Regions from separate parts of the Mus musculus genome. Here region 2 is linked to region 1. The links are chromatin contacts, found by Hi-C or POLR2A ChIA-PET in ENCODE. All regions are on one chromosome and are shown on one strand. Each heading gives the region's core, a stretch centred on a gene start or an enhancer-like site at or near the end of the contact. The rest is flanking DNA. Distances are from core to core; before and after follow the strand shown.

Region 1 (6,470 bases), core at 1,279-3,778:
TTACTGTCTACCTGACTTTGACACCTCATTTACTCCCTCAGCAAGGTGGGAGTAATAGAAACGCTCCCTCTGGTAAACAAGATATATAAGCGAAGGGTTTGGCAACAGAGGCCCTGTATAAAGTGTTCTCTTACAGTCTTACCATCCACCAGGTCATCCAAATCATCTGCACAGATGCCTTTTCCTCCTGAAACCCTTGAGTTGTCTGGTAGGACTGATCCTTCCTTCCTTGGCTTCAGTAGGAATTTTATATTCTAGTTACTGGAAGTGGAGTCACATGTTTCTCCCTCAGGACAAAGACCACAGCATTTGTGTAAGGCAGGCAACTAACCCTTCTCTCCCTTCATCCCTCCTTCCAATGCTTGTAAACAATAATATCCTGGCAATCAGCAGAACCTTTACCTGGAGATTGAAGTGCCCTGTAGCCTGTATATGGCAGCACTGATCATGCCTCACTAAATACTTCCTTGGGACTTGAACAGAAACTGTTGGGGGAACAAAGAAGAAAGGATAGGAGAATATACCTGCTTGTTTAAACACAACTCTGCTGCCTTAAGCTTGCTTTCATCATCTCACTGAAAGAGACCATGGTGCTTTTCATATAAAAATTCAAGGGCAGGCTTTCTGCATATGTCTAGTCTAACCCAGTCATAGCTTGCCCATCTGTTGATTTGAAAGTAATGCTAGGATTCTCAAACAGCAATATGCTTGCTTAACTGGTCCTACATTTATGGAAAATAAACTCATTTAACATTACAGCAAGATACAAAAATCCTCCTGGCTTTGGTGTCTTCAACTTTTCCTAGCTCTGTGAGAAGGCACTTGCTAAGGCATGTTACCAATTCTACTAACAAGATGTCACTGGTCTTTGAGAGAGTGGAACTTTTCTAAAGAAAAATGGCCAAACTGAGACTAATGCTTTATCATTTTGGTTTTTTATCATTTTCCTTTGTTCTTAATGTCCCACTTTTTGAAATTAAAATCTAGTATTTAAAAAGCTGCAGAGTTTGGTTTTTGAGAAAGAACTTAAAGTTGGGTGGGTAGAGAGGAGGAGAGGATCTGGAAGGGCTTGAGGGAGAAGGGACTATGATCAAAATATATTTAAAATTTAAAACTGTTTTAAATAATAAAAACTGCAGAGAACACCTTTTTATTTAGACAGCCTTAGTTTCTATTCTTTGGCTTATTTGTAAGCAAACTCAAGAAAACAAGTGCTGAGACTTCCAGTATTCTATTTAATGTGGTTTTTCTGAGTCTAATTTGTTCATTACTTAACAGCAAGGCCTTTCAAAAGAGCACGGAAACTACACCGAACTATGCTTCTCATTCTAAACACATCCCAACAAATGGGATGCCTAATCGGGCCTCTAACTAGGAGAAAAAACGCTCAGCAGAGCGAAGGCAAATACCAAACTTTTATCCCTTGTACTTCTTCTGAGACCAGGATTTTCCAAATAAAAGTACTTTTATGACCTCGCGCAATATCATAATTTATCGTATATTTAACTAAATTATCTCCCCAAATAGACACAAGAGCAACTAACTCAAATAAAGTGCCTCTTGGCCACGAGGGAAAGAGCATAATAAACTTAATTGTTTTATATATCCTGAGGCGTAAGAGAAAAACCTTTCCATTTAGGCTTGTGCGTGAGACATCAAGACAACTTGATATGCAAATTGCAAGGCTTATTGACTTAAAGTAGGGAGACCTGACCGATTTAAGCCACGACTGCCAAATAAGGGGTAATCACCACCTTAAAACCATTGAACTTTGTTCGCCTGGCTTCTTGGCAGTCGTGTGGCTAATACCAGAGCCAAATCCATAAGTGGCTTCTACCGAAACGCGTCCCAAGTTGCAGAGGAGCCGGAGAGCGCGCCGGCTCTGCACCGAGTGAGTCCCGAGGGGCGGCAGCAGCGCACCTCTACACCAGCCGCTGCTCCAGACCCACCTCGCATCTCTTCACCGCGTTTCTCCAAACTTCGGGACCCAAGAGCGACCCCGCAACAGAGAAAGTAGCATCGGTGACAGGGACGCCGCGGCTCGGGCACAGTTTGCCGTCGCTGTGCACCGGCAACTTTGTGCCGGCGAGCCGTGCCCTCTGCGTCCGGAGGGGACGGGAAGGTGGGCCCGGAGCAGGACGCGCGCGGGGCTGGCGGCTCCGCTCCCGGTACGCAGGCTGCCGCACCCGGCTCGGCGAAGGCCCCGGTGACTGACAGGCGGTGGGGGCGCGGCCCCGCCTGCAGCCCGGGGACGCCGCGCACGGCCGCGGTTCTCCGCTCCGCCAGGGACACCTGGGCTGGGCGCCGCGGGCTGTACCGCGCCAAGCCCCTCACACCTCCCCGCAGCGAGCGCCGCCCTAGCCCCGCGGCCCTGCCCCGCGCCGGCGCCGGTGCCCTCGCCCGCTCTCACCTGCCGGTGTCGCCCGCGCCCGCTCAGCCTCCTCCTCAGTCACCGCAGCCCGCGGCGCGCGTCTCTCGCGCCAGGCCCCGCCTCGTCCCGCCCCGTGAGGCGGTGCCAAAGCGGCCGCGCCAGAATCTCGCGAGACTTGATCTCCTAGATTTTTTTTTTTAAAGGGGTCGCCCCTGACGTCATACGCACCCAGGCGGAAGTGTCCTTCTGGCGTCAGCGCCAGTACCGACCCCCACCTTCGCGGGCGGAAGTGTAGGTTGGTCCAGGAACCTGAGCTCAGTCTAATCACTACTGGGCGTTGTAACGTTCTTGTCTCATGGCCCTCTCCAGTTCTAACTGGTTCTGCCTGACCCTGAGAGAGGCCTGGTGTGATGGAGCTCTCCTCAAGGCAATGCAAAGATGGCTCCATAGAGGAGAGATCACCAATGTAGCAGCTCTGTGACTTCCACGTCTCTATAACTGAACCCGAAAGGCTTAGGAGGATTTAGAATTTAGGAAGACCACAAGAAACTTACCAGCATACATGAAAATTTGCTAAACTTACCTGAAAAATCCCAGAGCAGTTGACAACATAACATACAGCATTAGGCTAGAAAATTGTCGTCGTCATTGTCTCTTCCCTTCGCATCAAAGGTAGGCAGGCAAACTTCAGGACCCGCGGACTAGCCAAACACTATACACTGTGTGTCCTACACACACCTACTCTTAATTTATACATCCAGCACAGTAAGAGATTAACAACCGAACCATAGATTTAAGCAACCTCAACAACATTTACTTTAAAAAAACAAACAAACAAACAAACTTTGACGCCAGGTACAGTGTTTCATGCATGTAATCCCATCACCAAGGAGGCTGAGGCAGAAGCTGCGGCAAGTTTGAGACCAGCCTGGGCTACATAGTGAGTTTGAGCCCAGCTAGAGCTACAGAGTGAGACCCAGTCTTAACAATACAAAAGCAGGCTAAATCTTATCTTTGATGTAGACAGCCAGCTGCTCTTGTGCTTTGGGGCTATTATGAAATAAAATGAGGATTATTGGAACAAGGACCATGCCTCCCAGGGGGCCAGGAGTTTCACATACACAACATTGACACTCCAGAGGAACTGCTAGCGTCCTGGGAGCAACACAGTGAGGGGAGTGAGAGACTTCATTGGCTACTTAGAACGGCATTTTCAGTTTAAAACTGGTGAATCATTTATTTCTGGAATTTTCCACTTCATAATTTTGGAACATGGTTGACTGTGGGTACTGCCAAAGTGAATCTGTGGATAAAGGGAGAAGAGTGTGTGATATTTAGAAAATCACTTTCCCATGGAGAACACAGGGGAGAGTTTTGGGAAAGTGACAAGAGTTTTGCTTTTTAAGATAAAACTGGTCTTTGAGTAAGACAAACCAATATTCCCAATCACTATTAACAAATCCATTCTTGGAGCCGGGTGTGGTGGCGCACGCCTTTGATCCCAGCACTCGGGAGGCAGAGGCAGGTGGATTTCTGAGTTCGAGGCCAGCCTGGTCTACAGAGTGAGTTCCAGGACAGCCAAGGCTATACAGAGAAACCCTGTCTCGAAAAACAAAAAAAAAAAAAAACAAAAAAAAAACAAAACAACAAAAAAAAACAAATCCATTCTTCAAACAGTGGGATTTTATGAAATACCCTTAGCTTTTACACTATTAAAACAATATATGCAAGGGCTAGAGGATGGCCCTCTTCTGCTCTCACAAAAGGCCAGAGTTAGGTTCCCAGCACCCACAGCAGATGGTGCACACCTTAGTAACTCCAGTTCAGGAAATTGGATGCCCCTTTTCAGCTACCAGAGGCACCTACATACATGTACATGTGCACACTTACACAGAGACACATATATACAATGTAAGGGTCCAAAAATCACTGAAGGAAGAGCCCAGACTCAGATAGTATGCAAAAACAAAGAGTGTTTATTCCACAGAAACATCCAGTATGCAAGGGTCAACCATTCTTTGAAATGACGATCCCAGACAAAGGCAGGCAGGCCTTCTTACAGGAAACCAAGGGAACTCTCTAGAAGAATTAGGTAATCTATAATCTCATTGGTGGGTGCTAGGGGGCCACAGGTGATCAGTGGTCTACATTCCAATGTCATGAATGTTCAATCATGTGTGGCCAGTGGTCTGTATCCCTATATCACAATCGTTCAACCACGTGATGAAATAGGGCTGCCCAGCGCAGATGGCCCATTCTGAGATAAGATATTTCCCATTTTTGTGTTTATCCCCAGACTGTTCTTTGGGAGGGGGTTTTATGATCTTGTTCTGGATTTTATGGTCTGTTCCTAGAGCTGCTGTCTTATGACTTAGTCCCCCAACTTAGTTTTGGGGACTTATGGTCTATTCCTGAAGCTGGAGCCTTAAGGCCTTTTTTGAAATTAGGCCTGGTCCTTAAATGAAGACAAATTCAACATAAACAAATAAAAGTACCTAAACTGTTTGGGCAGTGGTGGCGTACACCTTTAATCCCAGCATTTGGGAGGCAGAGGCAGGCACATTTCTGAGTTCAAGGCCAGCCTGGTCTACAGAGTGAGTTCTAGGACAGTCAGAGCTATACAGAGAAACCCTGTCTTGAAAAACCAAAAAATAAAAATAAAAAGAGAGCAGGGCGTGGTGGCGCATACCTTTAATCCCAGCACTTGAGAGGCAGAGGCAGGCGGATTTCTGAGTTCGAGGCTAGCGTGGTCTACAGAGTGAGTTCCAGGACAGCCAGGGCTACACAGAGATACCCTGTCTCGAAAAATAAAATAAATAAAATAAATAAATAAAAGAGAGAGTTTTAAAAGTATCTAAACTTAAAATATTTATAGCAGTTGAGGACTGGGGGGGGGGGCGCAGAATTCTGGAGCTTATTCCCAGACAGCTCAGTCATTCCAAGAGCTCAAAGTTCATCGGATGATCCTGTCTCAAAAAATAAAGTGGAGGACTTGTGAGATAGCTCAGCAGTAAGAGCACTGACTTCTCTTCTGAAGGTCATGAGTTCAAATCCCAGCAACTATATGCTGGCTCACAACCACCCGTAACAAGATCTAACTCCCTTTTCTGAGTGTCTGAAGACAGTGTACTTACATATAATAAATAAATAAATCTTTAAAAATAAATAAGGTGGAAAGTCCGTGGTGTAGCTTAGTGGTAGAGCATTTGCCTGGCATGTACAAGGCCCTGAGTTCAATCTCCTGTATCAGAAACAATACAAAACATTTACCTTTTGGCCTGGATGTGTGGCTCAGTGATTAAGAGTAATTACTGCTCTTGCAGAGGTCCTAAGTTTGCTTCCCAGCATCCTCATGGTGTGTCTCACAACCACCAGGAACTCGGGCTCCAGGGGAGCAGATGCCCTCTGGCTTCCACCGGCAACTGCACTCCCGTGAACATAGTGACACACCATGCACAGAATCAGTTTGCCTTAAATATAAGGTGGAACATTATTGAAAAAGTTGCTTCTGCACATGAATGTATATTTGCATCTACCTGTGCATACATACACTCACAAAACACAGATAGATAAACACAAATACAAACTAATATCTCTAAGTTTGTCATATGAAAGGAATCATAGCATGATTTCATTATTCTGTCTCCTCTCTCTGTCTCTGTCTCTGTCTCTCTCTCTCACACACACAAACACACACACACACACACACACACATACATTAAATTCTGTGGTTTTTTTTTCATGCATGGCTTAAGAAAAGAAGGAATTTGATATTCAGGTATTTGTGAGGAAATTTGTTCTACTTACATAATCATATAGTCATTGCAAATGGCAGGTTTAACTGTGATCCAACAAGCTTGGCAGAGGCCTGTACTCCTTATACTATATGCATCTTATATATACACTTATATGTATATATTATATGCATACCAACTTGAGTGTGTAGAATCAAAAATAGCTTATTGTTTGTTTGATAGAAAATTCATGTTTCCAAATATGTATGCCTTTTCTCAACACTGTGATAGTGTGAACTAATCTAGAATGTTGACTTGAGCAGAAGTTTGACCTCTGTGCATAGCTTGAGATCATGCTAAACAGC
Region 2 (6,213 bases), core at 2,178-4,677, 39 kb after region 1:
AGAAAGCCCCCAATTCAGGAACATAAGCCAAGCACTATTGTCCCCTCACATGCCCGTATATCTAACCATAGCAGGTTGACTTATGGGTAAGGACAGATTATAAAAAGTTTCCTCCTCTTCTAGGAAGGAGACCACCCCATACCATCCCACAGGCAAGAAACTAGCTATGATATACCCAGAAAAACACAGCTGTATCTTGGTAGTTGTGGTAGGAGTTAGTTCCCCATAAACAAAAAGACAGGGTCATGTGTTCATTTGCATTCTTAACTGCAGGCCGGTCATAGGAACGTGAGAACAAAGGCAACACATGTAATTAATGCCAGCAGTCTCAGCTAAGGTCAGCTGACAGACCAAGCCTAGGCGAAAAGAGAACGAATAGGCAGAGCAACTATGATGCCTGTTCAGTGTCCTGAGTGGGCAGTGTGTGACCATCTCCCCAGCCAGGTCTGGGGGACATGCACAGAGCATGTGAGGCTCATTGGCTTGATCTGTACCCAGAAATAAACCAAACTCAATGGAAATGACCTTAGTTCTTGTCCAGTTTCTGCCATAATTCCTGTAAAAATTCCCAAGGCATACGGACTGGTAGCTTTTCTCTCTTGGGACCCAAGCCTTTGGAGCCCTTTTCACTTTGTAACAAGCCTACTTTTCAATCCCTCGCCCCTGTCTTTGTTCAGCCTGATCTTATTGAAGGCATCTTCTGAACCAATTCTCCTTCTCCAATGACTCTAGCTTGTGTCAAGGTAAGCGAAAACTATCCAGCATACGTCTACCTTGTTTCTGATACAGGTATCTCATGGATCCCAGTATCTCAAGCTGGTCTGAGGCTGGCCTGGAACTCTTGACTCTGCTGAGTCCAACTCCATGTCCTGGGATGGCATGTGTGTGCCACCACAACGTGTTTGTGCAGTGTTGGGGACTGAACCCAGGGCTTTCTAGATGACAGGCAAGCACTGTGCCGAGTAAGGAGCATTCCCACCACCACAGATTTTTTTTTTTAAAATCCCACACTTTCAGTGAAACACAATAGAGCTACACAGCCACACTGTGTGCAAATCCCCATGTCCACAGTGACGGAAGGAAGCTGACTCACTGTACCCATGTGCTTATCACCTGATCTCCTAACGCTCCCCTGTTCATTTTAGTCGTCCTGGTCACCAGTTGACAATATCCTCCTGCCAATATCTTGAATACTTTGCTTCACTGCTCCTTTCTCACCTGCAAGTGAACAAGAGAGTCGCACCCTTGCGGACAGAGACACCATCACTTGATAGTCACCAATTTGTCTTGGATTCTATTCCCACAAAGGCAGAGCCTGAGGCAAGGGAGAGAGAGAGAGAGAGAGAGAGAGAGAGAGAGAGAGAGAGAGAGAGAGAGAGAGAGAGACTATTCTGTCATGACCAAGATCTCCTTTCCATATCTTCTTTTTAAATAGACATTTGCTATTTTGTGTAATAGACATTTGCTATTTTGTGTATGTGTGCACACTTACACACATGTGTGTTCTGTGGTGTGCACGTGAAAGTCAGAGGACAGCTTGCAGAAGTCAGTTCTCTCATTCTCTGGGTTCCGGGGATTGAACTTTTGTCAGGCTTAGTAGCAACCACCTTCATTCATTGAGCCATCCTCTCTCTCTCCCTGGGTGCTGGGAAGATAGGCAGAAACAACCACACAGGCTTCTGTGCCTTTGTGGTACTGTAGTAGAGTCTTCTGTCTCCAGCCCTCCTGCTTCCTCTCCCTCTTTGCTTTCCTTATTTTCTTGCCTCTCCCCTGTTTACTCTTGTGCTTGTGATGATTCAAATCCACTGAGCCATTGTGCTAGCTTCCTTATTTGCATACGTTTTGAATTTTTATCTCTATCAGATCCTGGGAGAAGGAATGTAAGTGGTATTTAGTTTGGGCTTGTAGGTGTTGAACACAGTACCTTCTCTTAGAAGTCACTCCTAGCCGGGCAGTGGTGGCACATGCCTTTAGTCCCAGCACTTGGGAGGCAAGTGGATTTCTGAGTTCAAGGCCAGCCTGGTCTACAGAGTGAGTTCCAGGACAGCCAGGGACAAAAAAAAAAAAAAAAAAAAAAAAAAAAAAAAAAAAAGTCACTCCTAATGTTGGGGGAAAGCGAGGAAGGAAAAACAGAGTTGGACTTAGCCTGGATTCAGGATAGCTCCCCTGTAGTTCCTAGGGCTCCTCTGTGGATTTTTATCATGTCTGTGGTACCAGACACAGGCTAGCAGTAGGAATATGAGGCTAATCTCACATAACCACCACCTTGTCTGTGGCAGGAGGAACCTCTTCCATCTACTTCCTTTTTTGGAAATATGTCCAATCAAGCCACACGGCCAGTCACCCTCCCGCCTGTCTGACACAGGGCTGAGTCTGTCTTACATCAGTGGCAGACATCAGTTCTGTGTGTGCACCAGGGAGCCTTGCTGACCTCAGCCCTTCAGGTGCTCAGCTGCTTATTAACACTAATTTTTTTGTTTGTTGCTTTTCTTTGCTTTGTTTTGAGACAGGATCTTGCTGTATAGCCCTGGCTGGCATCAAACCTATGACTCCTCTCCTTCATACTTCCAGTGGTGGTATCAAAGACATGCGCCTCACAGCATGCCCCTCACAGCCATGCACCTCACAGCATGTACCTCACAGCCACGCCCCTCAGAGCCACACACCTCACAGCCATGCCCCTCACAGCCATGCACCTGTGGAAGAAGAAAATGAAAGGAGAAGAAAAGAAAAAGATGAGTAATGGAAAAATGAAAGAAACTGATAGATCACCCCACATATGTTCAGGGTTATAGACTTCCTACTGAGTGTGTGCATGTATGTCTGGCACAGAAAGAAAACATCATAAACTGTTGGGAGAAGAAATAACAGGGTGTTTGTCTGGTAGGGATCCGTGTTGTTATAAGTTCTAATCAGAGCAGAAGCCATATTTGAGTTTCCTTAAATAGGTTGATTAAAGTCTCTGAAAGAGGAATGTCAGCTCAGACTCTCTGCGGCAGTGTTGAGTGTCTGTCACCGGGGAACAATGACTTCATCTCCAAGCCGAAACGTACTTATCAGCTGCAGTTTGTTAAGTGTGTACATTCACTGTGGGGTGAGGTCATGCTGTCAGCAGCGGTGCAGGAACAGTCCACCAGGGGATTTCTTTTCACTGGAGGAGGCGAACAGCGTGAGTGGAGGCAATGCCTGGGTGCCTTTGCCTTGAAAACGTGGAGACTGGAAGTAGTTTCCTGTCCACTCGGCAGAGGGCGCGCCGGTCTCCCATCTCGTTAAACTTGGTGGTGAAGCCCAATGCTTGCGGGGAGCTCACACAGAATGGAAGGGCTCAGGCTCCTTGTCTTGCTCACTGGAATTTCCTCGACACTCAGATAGTGTCTGGCGCATGCCGGGCTCTTGGCTAACCATTGTTGCACAAATAGGCAATACTTAGATCATGAGCACAGACGAAAAAAACAGATAAATATGTGTGTGTTTGCCAATAAGCCCAGGGCATTCTGGGTAACAGTGGCACCACTCAGACTTAGTCACAAAGGCTGTCTCGTCCCATTGCAAAATGAAATGAACGGAAGAGAAAAATTGGGAGTCAGAAAAATAGGGACTGAGGGCCAACCCAAGGAGTTTTAAAACCTCATGGTCTTGGGCTAACTTGGGCTTGGCTTGGGCCCTCTGGAAGGCATTGTGCAACAGAGGAGTCCTGTGCTTCAATAGTCTCAAAGCTAGGCTGATGGGAAGCAGCTGAGCCTAGAAGAGTGCCACCAGCTAGAAGAAGAACAAGGAGAATATTTGATCTTCTGACAAGGGGGACAGGGCAAGAATTAAACAGAGTGGGGAGGGTTTCAATGCCAGCCAAGAGCTAATGTGTGGACTCACAGAACTCAGACCAAATCAGACTTTCTGGGATAACTGGGGAAAGCTGTGTCCTGTGGGTCTGTGTGGATGCCCAAGACTTTGAGTCCCTGCTGGCAGGTCTGTTCCAAGGACCACCAACTAGGGAAGGGCAGATAGTGTGTATAGGCCTTAAGGCAGAGCTAGTCTATTTTGGAGTCACCATTTGAAGGCCGAGCCCCTCACTGTGGAGAGACAAGGCACAGCGAGAGCGGCTGTAACTGGTAGCAAGGTCATGAAACAGCTGGGCAGCTGTGTCCACAGTCACAAAGCAGAGACATGATGCTGGTTCATTGCCCACTTTCTGCTACCCTCCAGTCCGGGACCCCAGACTTTGGGATGGTGCTTCCCACTCAAAACGATCAGGGTGGATCGTTATCTCAAACACTCCCACAGACAAATCCAGAAGTGTCTTCCCATGGGGATTCTAAGATCCACCAAGTTACCAGTCTAGGTTGACTGTCACACATGGTTACTTTCATTCTTCAGGGAAGACTTATGGCTCGTCCAGCTACTACAATGACATTGTTTCTTGCTGATGTACGATGCCAGGACTGTTTTAACACTAAATGGATCGACTAATACTATATCTCTAGCAGAGACTTGGTATGTCATAGGGACATAGTCTGAACTAGAGCTTCCCTGTGGAAGAGTTTGGGGAAGCAGAAATGAACTCTACAACTGGCTGGGCAGGGCCCTCTCAGGATTCTCACCTCCTCTGCCTCTTCCTTTCGATGGGAAGAGCAGGAATTATGGATAAGGAAGGATGATGGCAGTTGTAACCCACCACACTAAGGTTAGGTCTGACTGTTCCTTTGAGAGTTTACTAAGAAATACCCCTTTGAAGGCCGGGCAGCAGAGGTTCCTCCTCCTTGCTCTTCATGTTGAGGTCGGGTCTTATGTAGCCCATGCTGTCCTCAAATTCAAGTCTTCACTTGAACAGCTGATCCTCCTGCCTCTGTCTCCGAGGGTGAGATAAGCTGGGCCACCACTCCCACAGATCACGATGTGTCTTCATGTCAGTGTTTACTGTTAAAGAAGGAGGGCTAATAGGACTGTGTAAGATTCAGAAGAGGAAGAGCAAGCTGTAGGAAAGAAAAAGAAAGGAAAGATAGAAATGTTTGACTTCTTACAATTTGGGCCAGGACTGAGTTTGGGTCTGTTGCTTCCAGTTACTGCCACACTCTGACCAGTGACTTTCCTCTGCTCTTCCAAGCAGCAACAGCCAAGCACTGCCTCAGAGGACTTTCCAGGACAGAGACCCCACCCACTTCATGCCTCTTTGTCCTGACCTGACTCCTGAATCACATGAGGGCAGGTTCTATCCTGCAGCCCAAGCTAATCCCCTCTGCCCTGTTCCCCAACCCCACCACCAAGAGCGTTGTCAGGTCCCAAAGAAACTCCCAGCACTGCTCGCCCCGCCCCTACCCTAAACCTCTCCTGGCCAGGGGCTTTGCTTCCCTTCCCTGGGCTTCTGACTTCTATGTAATTCAGCCATTTTTGGCTTTGGCTACCCGCCTTGCACTCCTAGGATCCTCTTGGCCCCTCTCCCCTCTTTCTTCTCATCCTCTCTCATCTTTCATGGCCTTATCTGGTCTGAACCTTTCGAATGCCTCTGACTACACTCTCCCTCATACCTACAATAAAGTCTTTCTCCTCAACCATACCTAGGAGCAGCCATGCCCTCTTTTACATTCAGACACCAAATAAGAAACCTCTGTGTGTGTGTGTGTGTGTGTGTGTGTGTGTGTGTGTGTGTGTGTGTGTGTGTATAAATTAATGACAAGAGCTCTACAAATAGAATGTCTGCAGAACTAAGTCTTACCGGATGGGAACTTGTAAATGGTTCTAAGAAATAACAAAGAACACAAACTGCTTGTGGAAAGGTCAGTAACTGTCATCGCCACCCCAAGGGACTCCCTGTTTAGGAAAACAGAAATAAATTCGCCCGGCAGCTGCGAGAGGTGGTGGGGACTTTTGAATGTCAAATTCTTCGACTCACTTTTCACAACAGATAAAAATAAAGGATTTCAAGTGTATTGCCAAAAGGGCAGAGGGGAAAAAACAAGAAACAGACCAAATGCTCAGAGCTAGCAGAGCAATTTCCAGAAAGGCGGTCTCTGGTAAGAAGGGAAGAGTTGGACCACTGTGTCTCCTGGTGTGTTTGTCTCTCAGAAGGAAAAATTTCACTCTTTCTTCAAACACCTTGGTCTGGAGAGGCCATTGCACCCTAGGGTCCAGATGTAAAGCAAACACCAAGATACACAGATGGAGCATGTTTACCAAGGTGCATTCATTTCCAGAAAGCAGAATGCCAGGAAGAGGCTA

What was found. Hi-C counts contacts between places; a loop is a spot of excess contacts on that map. ChIA-PET counts read pairs that join two places held with the same protein, here RNA polymerase II (POLR2A).
Region 2: a map of heart shows a loop between it and region 1 (5-fold over the local background). The contact joins the enhancer-like site here to the promoter of Stk38l in region 1. A Hi-C loop is called at or near these places in 10 of 37 maps with a recorded cell type or tissue (CH12.LX, CH12F3, T-helper 17 cell and 3 more). POLR2A ChIA-PET finds 5 or more read pairs at or near these places in 2 of 5 experiments (Patski and embryonic stem cell).

The regions. Positions count from the first base shown.
Region 1 is chr6:146,720,988-146,727,457 of GRCm38, reverse strand. It overlaps Stk38l (serine/threonine kinase 38 like), which reads right to left and starts at 2,528. Exons shown (of 14, transcript NM_172734.3): 1 at 2,411-2,528.
Region 2 is chr6:146,683,090-146,689,302 of GRCm38, reverse strand. No RefSeq gene overlaps it. Among named protein-coding and RNA genes, the nearest start is that of 4930479D17Rik, 29 kb to the right of the region's middle. Within about 2 kb of position 3,427, at least 1 of the 3 ENCODE cell types and tissues checked has a DNase peak (open chromatin) inside an H3K27ac peak, as active enhancers do; it is heart, where a contact is called at or near this core.